2 separate regions of the Homo sapiens genome follow, and region 2 is linked to region 1. A link is a contact called in ENCODE Hi-C or POLR2A ChIA-PET data. All regions are on one chromosome and are shown on one strand. Each heading gives the region's core, a stretch centred on a gene start or an enhancer-like site at or near the end of the contact. The rest is flanking DNA. Distances are from core to core; before and after follow the strand shown. Region 1 overlaps WDR70 (WD repeat domain 70). Region 2 holds the start of LINC02119 (long intergenic non-protein coding RNA 2119).

What was found. A loop is a pair of places that touch in the nucleus more often than their neighbours do. ChIA-PET counts read pairs that join two places held with the same protein, here RNA polymerase II (POLR2A).
Region 2: a map of HepG2 shows a loop between it and region 1 (10-fold over the local background). The contact joins the promoter of LINC02119 here to the enhancer-like site in region 1. A Hi-C loop is called at or near these places in 1 of 168 maps with a recorded cell type or tissue (HepG2). POLR2A ChIA-PET finds 5 or more read pairs at or near these places in 1 of 52 experiments (WTC11).

What each region holds. Positions count from the first base shown.
Region 1 is chr5:37,714,562-37,721,747 of GRCh38, forward strand. It overlaps WDR70 (WD repeat domain 70), which reads left to right. Exons shown (of 18, transcript NM_018034.4): 14 at 6,554-6,654. Among named protein-coding and RNA genes, the nearest start is that of GDNF-AS1, 120 kb to the right of the region's middle. RefSeq lists a silencer at 3,026-3,320. Within about 2 kb of position 3,155, at least 7 of the 41 ENCODE cell types and tissues checked have a DNase peak (open chromatin) inside an H3K27ac peak, as active enhancers do.
Region 2 is chr5:38,145,908-38,153,093 of GRCh38, forward strand. LINC02119 (long intergenic non-protein coding RNA 2119) reads left to right here and starts at 2,573. Exons shown (of 2, transcript NR_134272.1): 1 at 2,573-2,694; 2 at 5,358-7,186. The region is part of intron 2 of LINC02107 (long intergenic non-protein coding RNA 2107); the gene reads left to right. RefSeq lists a silencer at 2,160-2,454.

The DNA of each region.
Region 1 (7,186 bases), core at 1,905-4,404:
GCTCCATATCTTGATACACCTACCATATCTTGGTATCCCATTCTGTGCCCACCAGTGGGAAGCTCTGCTGCATCTAAGTGGATCCCATGAGGTGGGACCTCTGGGGTCATTTGCCTTGCAGGACGACCACCCACCTGGGTCACTCACCCTGTGGACTCCTGTTCCCAGTCTCCTGTTTGTTTCCTACTCACAGACTATCATTAATAAGAATAATTACCAGACTTTCTTCAGTCTTTACTTATGCCTTCTTTGCCTTCACAAATTCTTCTCAAGTAACAGGGTTGGAGCAAACTTTTACTGTTTTGAATTAGATGAACAAAATTGTATTTAATTTTACTTCCCAAGAGACCTTCCATTTTCTCTGAGAACTTTTTCTCATGATGAAATTCTTTAAGCAGGTTTATTATCAGATACAGATGGGATTCATTTAGTGCCAAGGATGACTACCAGGTTCCAGATTTTTGCTGCTTTAGTGGTTACCTTTATTTTATAGCACAGACTGTAAATGAGTTATTTTAGTAAAAGCATTTTCCATGAGTTTTCTGGGAATTAATTTGATAATTAGATGCCAGTTTTTAAAATGCATAATATATGCATCTGTATCAAATGTGTATGACAGGTGCAAAGCAACACTTTCCCTTACTTGGTTTTTCTGCAGCAGCCCCCACATTTATGAAAGTACTATGGCATTTTTTCTTTTCACCATTGCACTCCTATCTGGCCTATTAGAGAATTTTTCAGGATAGGGAAGGGAGAAGATTGAGAAGATTTCTGGCAAAAAAAAAAAAAAAAAAAAGACAGTTGCCACAAGTCTGGCCCATGGTAGAATTTCCTTGGAACTGGAGGAATGTGGAGGAGGGGAAAAGGAGAGGCATATGCTCACTTAGCAAGATGTGTAGAGAAAATGTCTGCCTTTAAACTTTTCCATTGAGGGGATATCTGTAGAGATCAGGAGGTGGTGATGAGTCTTAGTTATTGGAGACTGGGGCTTACTCACCATGTTTGCTTCCTGAACTTCAGAGGGATGAAGCCAAGTCTTGTGGCCCATGCATGTGGCAAGGCCATCCCAAGTTTGAGAAAAGCAAGGCTTTGGGAGAGAGTGGAGGGAACAAAGACAGGACAAATAGCCTGGAAAAGTTGAAACAATTCCCATTTTACTCTCATACTTCCCTGGCCCAATATTTTAATATAGAAAACAGTTTTTCTTTCTCTGTGAAGAATATCTTGGGCTTGTGGAAGTCTGAAGAAAGTTCTTTCTCCAGTATTTTTTTTGTTTTTATCTGTTTTCTTTTTATTTGTTTTGGGTTCACATCTTGATCTTCTTTCTTAGTGTCTGGAATCTGCACACACAAACACACACACACGCACACACACACACCCATTCAAATGTGTTGGATAGTCCCAAGGATGTCTGTAACTCTAAGACTGCCTCTATACAAGTCTGCAAAATTGTGTAACAGACTCCTTCACGGACAGGTGTCAGGCTTTTCATTTGAAAATTGTGAAAAATGCTTGTTCAGGGAATCACTGCATTAGCTTATCCATTCTTGTACTATATGACAAAAACCAAACGTGAAAAAACCAGATGGAGTTTGGTTTACAGTATGGGTCAGCAGCTGTGGAGGATCCGGAAATGGAGTTTCAACATAATCATGTTTAAGGTATAAAGTTATGAAGGCTGTTGGCTTTCTTTTAGCATGTAGAATAAGGGCGTTGTTTAGATATGTGCATTGCAGATCCCTAAGATGTTACGCAGGCATTGATTTCTTTTATAGTAACATTTGTGAACTGGGAACTAGTGGGCTTTTTAAAAAAATGATTTTAGTAATAACTCCTTTTTAATACAAACTTGCTAAGGTTTCTACTGGGTTAGGTGGGTTTGGATATGATTAAATGTCAGCTACCTTCTTTCTGCCCCATCTTTCCAAATAGGGCTTTGCATGGTTAAGTAGTAAGGGAATGAACAGTGGAGTTGGAGAAACCTGCTTATTGACCCAGCTCCTCTATGTGCGAGTTATTATGTGACCTTGGGAAAGTTACCACTCTCTACAGCCTCAGTTTCTTCATCTGTGAGATGGGATGAGATTATTAATTTTGTAGTATTTGTGAGGACTCAATTATATTAAATAATATAAAGTTCCAGTACCTAATAATTCCCTTTCTACCATGTCCTAAAATGTAAATCATTTCTCTCTTTGGTTTCCTTCTCCTCCTCCCCTTATTTGCTTCCCTGGTTCCTCTAAAAGTAAACAAAATAACCACAGAAATAAATTATTTGGAAATTTTTGTGGTCTTTTCACTTTTGCTAAGGGGTAATTCCAAAATTCCTATTTTGGAATTTTGACACTGCTAGCTCGACATCGTGCTCTCTTTCTCCCCGGCCTACCCCTCTCTTTTTTCTTTGGTCTCTGCAGAGAAGAAAAAAATCTCTCTGTTGAGCACATTAAGGTCTTGTAACTCCTTCTAGTCATGCTTATGGTCTCCTATTCCAGTTCTTGTCTCTTATTTTTGGGCAAATTTGTGGTTACCCTCCACTACCAAATTAAAGGGTTAAAATGAAAATGGGCTTTGGTTTAAAAGAATAAGCTTCATTTTGTGCTGAAATGTAAAGTTCAACTTTGGCAGCTAGAGGAAGCCATTAGTGAACCCACATGTTTTAGGAAATGAAGTAGATTAGTGTAAGAATAAAACACTTTGTCAATTTAATTAAGCAAATAAGTTTATTAAAATATGCAGACTAATTTCAGAACCTAGTTCTTTGCACTGCAGTGGCCTTCTGCCATTGGAATCTCATGATATAATGTGAGGGCTTTCTCTTTGATTCTGTAGATCTCATGTCTTGATGTTCCTTCCTGGTTCTCTGGTCCTTTTATTCAAATGTGCTCTCTATGCTTTATTTGCTGCATTTCTCAGTGACTCCTTAGGTCTGAATGTGTCACGCTCCCAGTAAAGAAGCACTTCTTCAAGAACAGGATGAAGAAAGTTTGGGGTGGTTGGTTGATCGAGGGATTGTACTCTTTCTAAGTATTTATAGCTCATCTGTCTTCTGATGTTGGTTCCTTAGGCTTCTAGCAGGCACGTGTCGCATTGTTGTTAAGCAAAGCCGGTATGTATGTTTGACAAGTTAGCAGCGTGGCAGCTCAGCTTGCTTCCCAGCCCTGCCGCAGTCTCAGGGATTGTTTGGTTTGGCAGGTAGCCAGCTCTCTGCTATAAGATGCATTTCCTTGACAGGATAAAATGTGGAGCCGCATTAGCTGCAAAGTTTACAAAGGTTAGCTAAACACACACAATAAATATTAATAAACAAAAAAGGCCCACCCACCTTTGGCTTTAAATTTTGTTTCTTCATTTCGTGTTTTAGAATCCTTGTAGTATTTGATTAATAACTGGTCTTAGGGTAATTGAGCCTTAAGTATCCTCTGCCTAAATCAGATTGCTCACTGGCCTCTCATTTGCTGCTTAGTGACTCATTGCCACAGTGCATGGGGCTCTGGAATGACTGTTTAGTTTAAGGGGTCTTATTTGCCTCTCCCTGTTTCGGCATGAAAGGAGGGTAAATATGCTTCTCTGTAAGAACATATACTAATCAGCTATATGTGTGTGTAAAGGCTCTGGAGGGTACAGGATGTGAACAGGAATAGAGGTGAGGTGTCCTTGGACTCCCTGGAAAGCAATTGGACCTTGGTCTGTTGGCTTGGGCAGTTGCCTCTCTCTAACATTTACACCCTCAGTGAAGAGGGAGAGAGTAACAGTAACCTGCTGCCCCTGGAAACTGCCTGTTTGGCTGGATGTCTTGGAATTTATCAGGCCTACATTGTGGATCTTTTCCAATTCTGCACCCTGCTCACTTGAAAACATATTTGAGAACTAGTAATCTTAGACTGCTGAGCCAGACCTCTAGAGAACCAAGAAAGAGAAATAACTCTAATACTGTGCCCTTAATATTGTCCTGGGCCATTTATGGGTGGCTGAGATTTCTGAAAGCCTTTGACAGCCGCTTTCATTATTCTGTGATTCATGTACATTCTCTCTCTCTAGGACCACATTAGGAGGAATCTAACCCTGCTACATTTGTAGGATACCTGAGTATAATAATGATATGAGGAAATCAAATTATTTCTCATGGAGTAATGATTTTAATTTGAAAATTGTCTCCAGCTCTACCTAGCAAAGCAATCCATTTAGGCATGGGTGAACTGTAGCTTTTAATTCATTCCTTTGGTGAACATTTTTTGAGCACCAGACACTAATCTAGGCACTTGGGATATGTTGCCAAACAAAACTGACTGAGATCTTTGCCCATGAAATATGTGTTCTAGTGGGGAAGGCAGACAATCAGCATCATTAATAAATAAGTTATATATTATATTAAAAGATGATACATGCTATAAAAAAAGAAAAGCAGACTAAGGGGAGTTCTGGGGCACAGTTTTAAATTGGGTGGTTTAGATAGCAATGACATTTAAGCAAAGACTAAAAGAGATGAGTCTTGGCTCAGATGGATTTCTTCTACATAGGGTTTCATAAACATGACTTCATGAAGTTATGTTTGTGACTCTCCTTATGTTTCCATATACCTGGCTGTGGCCATCTGGGAATTTCCAGTGGTCTATCTCAAATTAGTCTCAGTGGTGGAGCACCTAGAAGCTGCACTTTGTAGACCATGAGCTATTGATATACTTAATTACATCTTCCCAACCAGGAGCAATTTTATTAGGAGAAAATGTGACTTTTATATGTATGCATTATAAACTAGGTTTTACAAGCATAGGTACAAAGCAACAACAACCCCCCCCCCAAAAAATACCCAAACTATCAAATTAAATATATCTTATTTTTTCAAGTTTTTCTGTTAATATTTACTCACTATTATATTTGTTTTATCATCTTTTAGAACTTGCTAGCCTGGGTAGCAGGCACCATAGATTTGAGAAAAATTGTGGAAAGCAAGCCTAAAGTTGTGAAAACCTGCCCCTTTAACTTAATTTTCCCCCCAGCTGATGGGGAAAACACAGCCATTCTGATTTGATTTTCTCTGTACAATATCCCATTCCTCTTCAGTGGTACATAGGTTAAGAACCACTCTTCTAGAGTAAGTCTGTTAAATCAGATATGAATTAAATAAAAGTCTTGTAGACTCTTTTCAGCTTTCTCCTTAGTTCCTCTGGAATCTCAGGTAAGGGTTTGCAGCCATTTACCTATTTTTTTTTGGCCTATTTTTTTGCCATTCACATGGGAGTCAGAATTTTTATTTCTTTGTTTTTTTCTTTCTTTCTTTCTTTCTTTTTTTTTTTTTTAAGAGACAGAGTCTCACTCTGTCACCCAGGCTGGAATGCAGTGGCACAATCATAGCTCACTGAAGCCTCAAACTCCTAGGCTCAAGCAATCTTCCTGCCTCAGCCTCCTGAGTAGCTCGGACTACAGGCGCGTGCCACCATGCCCAGCTGGGAATCAATGTTCTATCAAAAAGGATCTGAGAGATTTCAAGATATTCTGTCTTAACAAAAGAGTGGAATGAGTAGAGACAAGGAACCAAAGAAATTCAGCCCAAAGTAGATTTAGGAGACGTAGTCATGATTTTCATTTTACCACTAGAACTATAAAATGCTAATATCTAATCATACCCTTTTCCCCTTTAGTCCCTATATATAGTTTGACAAGTGATAGATTATTAATAAACATTGAATTAATGCTTCCACTCATATCTTGTTCTATCAGAGTGAGTTCTATAGAACCTAGTACATGGGGTTTCTGTTTACTAACATTAGCTTCATCTTTTTTCCCTTTAATTCTGTCCACGCTATCCCTCCCACCTCTGCCCTCTTACCACAGACAAAAATTAAAAACAGGTTATAGTTCTCACTGAGAACTTGTGGTTCTTTTCAGCCCCAGAGCACCACTTATTTTCCTTACCAGTAATGAATTCATAGGATCATAACTTCCAGTGAACCTTCTCTTAAACAGCTTTTCATTTAGGTTAATGTCAAGTCTTTGTATTCTGTATCTCTGTTTTACTTCTGCTGTTGTCCTGCTGTTTTATCTCATAGATAGGGAGACATTATTAAATGCCTACAAATGTGCATTGTTTCTGAAAAAGCTTTATGAGATTTGGATCTTTGTGAACTAAAAACAATAACCACCTGGTCTCAATCTGCTGTCCAGAGGGACATATTGTATGTGTGTAAGAGCATGAAATTCGCTTCAGTGGTAAGTGTAACTGAGTTATGTGGATTTAGCATTCCATGATGCCAGCCTCACGTGGTAATGGACCTGGGAAACCTAATTTTGTGGTTTCAGGGCTGTCCAGAAAGGGAGATAATGTCAGGAAGAGAACATCTTTTTTATTTTTATGGAGTATCACCCAGATAATAAGTGATGGAATGGAATTTTACTTCAGGAACACAACTTTATGGTTTAAAAGAAAATGTCTGAAAGTTAGAGGTAAACCATCAGGATGATATTTGATATAGTAGACTAGCCATCAAAGTACCAGCAGGATTGTTTCCATTTTTATCTGGCCTCTTTAGTCAACCACTGCGCTTTTCCTTTGCAGAGTGTTGTTCGCTGCCTGTGGCATCCAAAGCTGAACCAGATCATGGTTGGAACTGGAAATGGATTGGCTAAAGTCTATTACGACCCCAACAAGAGTCAGAGGTATTTCATAAGTATTGCCTGTTTTAGATGGATGACAACAACTGGGGGGAGGGATTTCCCTCCCACCCCCGCTTTTATTTATTTCCCACTTTGATGGAGATCCACCCATTTAGAAAATGCAGCTGGAACAAAGTAAAGCCTCAAACTCCTGGTATTGTGCTTTAAAAAGGATTTGAATATTGCCCTTGATCCACACTGAATTCAAAGCGAAAGTTTCCTGGGAATTTGCAGTTGTTTAGCTGAAATGTTGAGTGCAAGGGGGAAAAACGTTCTGCCCACTTTGCATACCACCCTGGACAGAGGCATTAGCAGTGATACATGTAAGAGATTTAACAAAGCAGGGAACTAACCACTTACAGGAAATGGAATCAGCTTGTCCATTTTGCTTCTTTCTTTTTTGGCTTCTAGCAGTTTGGATGTTTGGCAAGATTATTCTCTGTCCGCAGAAAGGGACAGCACAGATACGTTTCCCCTCCACCCCCATGCCCACCCAAGTTTCAAACTTAAGCATACCACTGTATTTCAAAAGTCT
Region 2 (7,186 bases), core at 1,323-3,822, 430 kb after region 1:
AGAATGTGTGGGAAGCATTCTCAGATGCTACACTTCTCTTTGCCACCGAAAGCCTCACCGACTCATATCCCTGTTTCTCAGAAACAGGAATAAGGAGATACAGTCACACACTGCATAATGATGCTTTGCCCAGTGATGGTCCACATGTAGGACGGTGGTCTCATATGAAAAAACCAGTAGGGAACAGTGGCATGTGCCTGTAATCCCAGCTACTCAGGAGACTAACATGGGAGGATCACTTGAGCTCAGAAGTTTGAGGCTACAATGAGCCACAACTGTGCCACTGCACTCCAGCCTGGGTGACAGAGCAAAACTCTGTCTCAAAAAGAAAAAAAAAAAGAAAAAGAAAGTCTAGCACAACTATTATGCATTGTACATGTACATAATACTTAAAAATGATAATAAACAACGTTACTGACTTATACATAATTTTCATCACTATTTTAGAGTACTCCTTTTACTTATTTAAAAAAAAAACTGTAAAACAGCCTCAGGAAGGTCCTTTAGGAGGTATTCCAGAAGAAGGCATTGTTATCGTAGGAGACAACAGCTTCACGCGTGTAACTGCCTCTGAAGACCTTCCAGTGGGACAAGATGTGGAAGTGGAAGACAGTGATATTGATGATCCTGACCCTGTGTAGGCCTAGGCTAATGTTTGCATTTGTGTCTTAGTTTTTAACAAAAAAGTTTAAAAAGTAAAAAAGAATTTAATAGAAAAAAGCTTATAGAGTAAAGATATAAAGAAAGAAAATATTTTTGTACAGCTGTACAATGTATTCGTGTTTTAAGCTAAACGTTATTACAAAAGAGTCAAAAAGTTAAAAAAATTAAAAAGTTTATAAAGTAAAAAAGTTTCAGTAAGCTAAGGGTAATTTATTATTGAAGAAAGAAAAAAATTTTAAATAAATTTAGTGTAGCCTAAGTGTCCAGTGTTTATAAAGTCTACGGTTGTGTACAGTAATGTCCTAGGCCTTCACATTCACTCACCACTCACTCACTCACTCACCCAGAACATCTTCCAGGCCTGCAAGCTCCAATCACGGTAAGTGCCCTATACAAGGGTACCCGTTTTAATGTTTTATACTGTATTTTTACTGTATCTTTTCTATGTTTAGATTCAAAAATGCTTACCATTGTGTTATAATTGCCTACAATATTGAGTACAGTAACATGCTGTACAGGTTTGTAGGGTAGGAGCAATAGGCTATACCTTATATCCTAGGTGTATAGTAGGCTATACCATCTAGGTTTGTGTAAGTACACTATGATGTTCACACAAGGACAAAGTCGCCAAATGATGCATTTCAGAAGGAATGTATCCCTACCATTAAGTGACGTATGACAATAGTTTCTTTTCCCCTCTTCCCTCCTCTTTGATGTTGAAGAATGGCTTGGCAGAGCCTGGAGGTCAGTCACATAATGAAATGGTTGACTCCTAACTCTAAGATGTGGATTTCTTTGGTACAGAGAGCTGTTCTTCAAAGTCTTAAATATACAAGAATCCCAGCTTGGGCTCCCAGAGATATTAGGTGTTTTTCTCACCTCCTTATTTCCCTCTTGTTCAATAGTATTCACTATTCCATTGTGAAGTCTCCCCCAGGTCATTTTTGGTTGATTCTGGGCATCTTTCTTGATCATCCCAGCTCTTCCCACTGGTTGGGATACACTAGGAGCTTTTCCAAAATTTGATCTTGGGCTCTGCTATACCGGCATGCTGCCTCAAACAGACAGTCCCTTGACTTACCATAAGTCAATTCCATTGTCCAGCTTCTTAAATAGAAATCATTTGGTCGTTTTAATATTTTGACTGCTCATTCCTGCATTTATATATAATTATGCTTAGACTGCCTTTTTCTACCATGTGCAAATTCAACATGAAAACACTTCTCTCTTTAGCTTTAGCCTCACTGGCTATGCTGAGCCAAAGCTTTTGTTTTCTGTCTAGCTTATCCACCACCCACTTCATTTGACCTTATAAACATGTTTAAATAGATTTCTCGGATAATGACCATTCTAGCTGGCAACTTCCCGTTTAGATATTATAGCAGGCACAGTGCAAATTAGAGGGCAGAGCAAAAGCACTAAGAATCATGAGACCCTGGATAAATATAGTAGACCCGCTCAGCCTCATAGGACAAGGCTGGGTTCTTACCCCAGTTTACCCACTGACTCAGGGGGTGACTCTGGGGAAGTCCGAGTAAAACAATCATTGGTTTCATCTACTGGTGACTCAGTCATGTTGATCTCGATAAATGGGGGCAAAAGAAGGAGTCCGCTGTCACGGAGACACCTCATTTCCATCCTGGATATTTCACTGTTCCCTGGGTTGGCCTCTGAGTTCACTGGGAGGAAAACAAAGATGCCCTTTGTGCACTATTGAAGGCAGGCTGGGGCAACTGGCCGTATCAGCAATGAGAGGAATCTTTTAAAGGTTAGCAGATGGGCAAATAGGAAGAGCTGTTCAACCTGATATTAAAAGGTTGCGTTTCAAAGGTGGCTTTGTTCAATTCGGTGTTATCTTGCTTTAATATTTTCCACTGCTCTGCGATTTTGCTAATAGACCGTTCCACCAGTGATGAGAGCATTCAGTGAGAGCCTGGTGTTCTGCTCAGTACCAAGTGCAGCACTTTCACATGCTTGATGCTCAATGAATGTTGAAGGAGAGAGTGAATGGATACAGAGCTGAATGAGTAGGTATGGTTACATTGTAAATGGCCTTGCTCACATTCTTTGACAGCAGCTTTCTTTGCTGACTTGATTTTCCAAATGTCAGAATTGTCAAATCTGAGCTTCTTCAAGTTTTCTTTCTTTTCCTGATTTCTAGAGTAAGGGTTGGTTTAGTAAGCATTTTCAGTGACTCTCTGATCATCTGATGGGTCTTTTAGATTCAGCTATTTGCAGGAGATCATATTTTTGTGACCTAGAAGGGAAATTTTTTTGGATAAATTTTCATGAGTCTTTATTAAATAAACTTAGCATATCCTCCTTCCTCATTCCATAGAAATAGATCTCCATACTTTCTGAGTTGGAATAAGGAAATGAAATAATATAATATATAAAGTTGTACAGTAATTTGATGAGCAACTAGATTAATTGTTCTTCAAAATGCAGAAAATAAACCAGTATACTAAAGGAAAAATGCAACTTGCAAAATAAATTACTGTATAAAAAAACTTAAACATTCATATTTTTCCCTTTGAGGGAGAAGAGGCAACTTCAGATGGGTGAATGACATCATTGTTGACTAGTTAATAAAATCATCTTATATAATATAGTTCTTATACACTTTTTTTGTTGTCCTGAATACCTTTACGTCCTGATAAAAATTGCTTGAGGCATGAGGAACAAGTGTTCGGTACTCTTTGAAGAGATGTGGTAACTAAGCATTGGGGGTTGGCCTTGTTGCCTAAGATCACACAGTTTGCAGCTGAACTGAAACTAGAAACCGGGGATGCTGGATCAGAGTCCAGTACTCTTTAGAATATTAGAAAGAAGGAAAGTCAGCTGGGTGCGGTGGCTCGCACCTGTAATCTCAGCTCTTTGGGAGGCTGAGGCAGGCAGATCACTTGAGGTCAGGAGTTTGAGACCAGTCTGGCCAACATGGTGAAACCCCGTCTCTACTAAAAATACAAAAATTAGCCAGGAGTGCTGGCACATGCCTGTAATCCCAGCTACTTGGGAGACTGAGGCAGGAGAATTGCTTGAACCTGGGAGGGGGAGGTTGCAGTGAGCCGAGATTGGGCCATAGCATTCCAGCCTGGGCGAAGAAGCGAGACTCCATCTCAAAAAAGAAAGAAAGAAAGAAAGTCAGATGCACAAAATATGAATGGAAGAAGAGCTAATAATAATGAAATGTTTTTGGTAGGGTTTACCTCAATGAAAAGCAAAATCACCTCCACTATTTTCTCCCAATTGAATGAAATGTTCTAAGTATCAATCTAGGAGTTCCATAAAAGCAAGGACTGTGCCTCCTTCAGATCTCCTGGATCTAACCCAATTTCTCATGTAGTAGGTCCTAAACACATGCTTGATGAATGAATAGATAACTTTCCACAATGTCTTCTGTTGTTAGCTCCTTCTCTTATCCCTTAATAATCCTTTCACATATTTCCTCCCTCTGGGTGGACCATAAGTCAACTTCAAGATTAGACATGTGGCATAACATCATTGTGAATACATATTTATTGAGCACAGTGAGGAAGCAAGAGTTGAAGCAAGGGTTATATTTGTCTTCTTGGATTCCACTCCTTCATAAATAAAGAAAACACAACTAGTAGAACTTTTGGGGTTGAAGAGACTTTAGAGATCATGTAGTATATTTCCTTCAGCTGAAGTGCAAAGGTATGAAATGGCTAAGGAAGGCCTCATAAGGAGATGGGAGCAGTGCTGATATGAGATTGGCATCTCCCAAATTCCAGTCCCGTGTTTGTTCTAATGCACCACCTCTTGCCTTTCTGGTGCATGTGTATATGTGTATATATCTATATCCATATCCATATCTATAGCTATCTTGAAATGAGTTGGTCATTCTTGTCTAAATTTGAGTAACATCAAGGTCCCCGAAATTCAACAGGAAGGGTAACATATATTGCAAATGGTCTCTTTTCAATGAAATATGTTTTTGATTAGTATCTTATCAACAGTTTTCATAAGCAGTATAAGAAATGAAAATGATCACGTAGCACTAGTTGGACATTCACTTTGACTGCTTGTCAATCATTAAGTGTTCATTCACATGCCATGATGGACTGTAGGGCACCCTGTTGGATGCTGGAGGAGTAGGGATAAGAAGAAGGATGAGGCAAAATCCCTGTCTTCAAGGATCATGCAGTCAGTTTGGAAAATTAATATTTACATAAAAATGAATAACATGAGTGTCCATTAAATGGTAGAAGTGCAGGTAATAGTGCTGCCATCTCACTGCATTAGGGAGGCCTTTCTGGAGGAGGATGTATTTATGCATATAAAGGATTGGCCAAGCTAAAACAAGTGAAGGAGACTACTTTGGTGGGTCAGGGATGCAGAGAAAATGACAAAATCAAATGCCAATAATTCTAATGGTTTTCAAGATTCCTTAAAGTATTTTGGCCATCGGTTTTCAAGTATAGACTATAATTTGCACTACGTATGTACTAATCCTATTGTATTTAGGTTTTAGCGTTGACTCTCACAAAACCATAATCTGAAAGGCTCCTGTGACAGGCATTGACAGCTATATAGAACAACCTTTGGCTAAAGGATGGGCATCTCTGACCAGTAGTGTAGTGGCCACTTCTCTGCTCTTCTCACGTCCCCTCAGATCCATTGTGCCATGTTGGTGTGCCTTTCCCCTAGCTTCTCTGTGATTTTGTTTCTAGGTTCACCCTTGTGACTCTCTCAGAGGACTGCCCCATTGTCTGCAAGCCTGAAAACCAGAAGTGCCTAAGGGGTTGCATCCTCCCTGCACAGCCATTAGCCAATGACTGGCAAAGGAGAGGGAAAGCTCGGATCCATTGCCTCGTTTGGGAAAAACTCGGAGACATGATTCGCACTCTGGAGTTTTCCTGCAGGATCAGGCCTACATCCCCTTTCTGAAATTTCTCATAAACCACGGTCCCCTGCTTGGCTTTTTCCCCTTCCCTGCCCATCATCCATCTTCCTCTACTTCTCTCCTTCATTTCAGAATCTGCATCTGAGAAAACTGCCCTAAGATAAGGAATATGCTTATCTTCCAATTTGAGTTCTGTAAACAACAGCCAAGAGAGCAGGGGTGACGATACAGCTGAGCCACAATCAAGTTTCTTATTATTTTCCAGGCACAGAAGATTCCAGTCCACATCCTTTCTTCCTTTCATTCCCAAGATATAGCAATAGAAGTCTGAAGACGGTAAACTCTAATAACTGTTCCCTGAATAGAAAATAACAAGCCTTCCCCTCCATACCTAACAGTCCCCAATACAATTGGTGTTCATAATATGCAGTTTGAAGACAATGATGACCAATGACCAAAGGCATAATCTGAATCACAGCCCTATATCAGTGCTCTGGACCCACATATCCTCTTGCTTACCCAGTGATGTTTACCAGGAGGCATCTTGCCAGAAAGGAAATCAGCTGTGGGGGCTATACAGTTCCAGGAGCCAGCCCATCAAGAAGGCATTTGTGAGTTTCAGGGCGTGGGGATACAGTGGAACAAAAGTGGTGTCTGTTTGCTTGCATCATGGAAGCAGCATTGGAAGAAATCACTCCTGACCAACCGATGCCAGTTGGTGGAGCCCAGATTTTTAAAACTAGCTGATTGCCCATCAAGAAGGATGTCCAAGGGATGAACCCACCAGCCTGACTCTCTCCCTCCCTCTGTTTGATTTTTTCAGGAGTGCTACTCTGTGATAGGCTGCACTCATGTGATGATTACTGTATTGTGCATTTGCTGATTCTTATGATGTACAGACTTTCCAAAGCTCAGCTGCTTTATAATGTCCAAATTAATACCAACAGCATTTCTGGGAAGAGGAAGGGAACTACTGTGACATATGGACCAAATCTGATGATTCACATAAAACTCATCATCATTATTTTACCTCCTTTGTCCCCTTCTAGTCCTTTAAGAAATAAGAATCAATCATTGTCACATTGTCTAGTTATTTATGCTGTACTTACCCAAAAAGGTAAGTTTACATCTCATGAATTTTGACTTATTGAGAAGAAATCCAATCTCAGTCCTGGATTGAGACTGTTCTTGTTGTTAATTAATGAAAACTGAATTATAGATTGTTTTGTACAAAAAGTGTTATTGAAAGAAATGTCACACTAAAAGGTATATCAAAAGCCTTGAAAAAATTCAGATTCATTGTGTTTAGCATTAGTCTCATCCATCATTCTGGGAGAAGGCATATTCAAATCAACAAGGTTATTTTGACATAATGTACTCTTAGTGATTCTTCACAATTCCTCCAGGATGACAGATAGGACTTGGTAATCATAGCTGAAGAGGGTTCATCAATTCATAGTTAAATTAATGAATGAACAAAATATAATGTCATTCATCCATCCATTTATTCATCATCCTACTTAGTAACTCACTTTTTAACAATGCTTCCTAAAATGCTATGCACACTGTGAATTGGTTTTACAAGATTCTTTTAATCAAAGATGAAATTTATAACATAGAAACAGAAAACCAAATACTGCTTATTCTCACTTACAA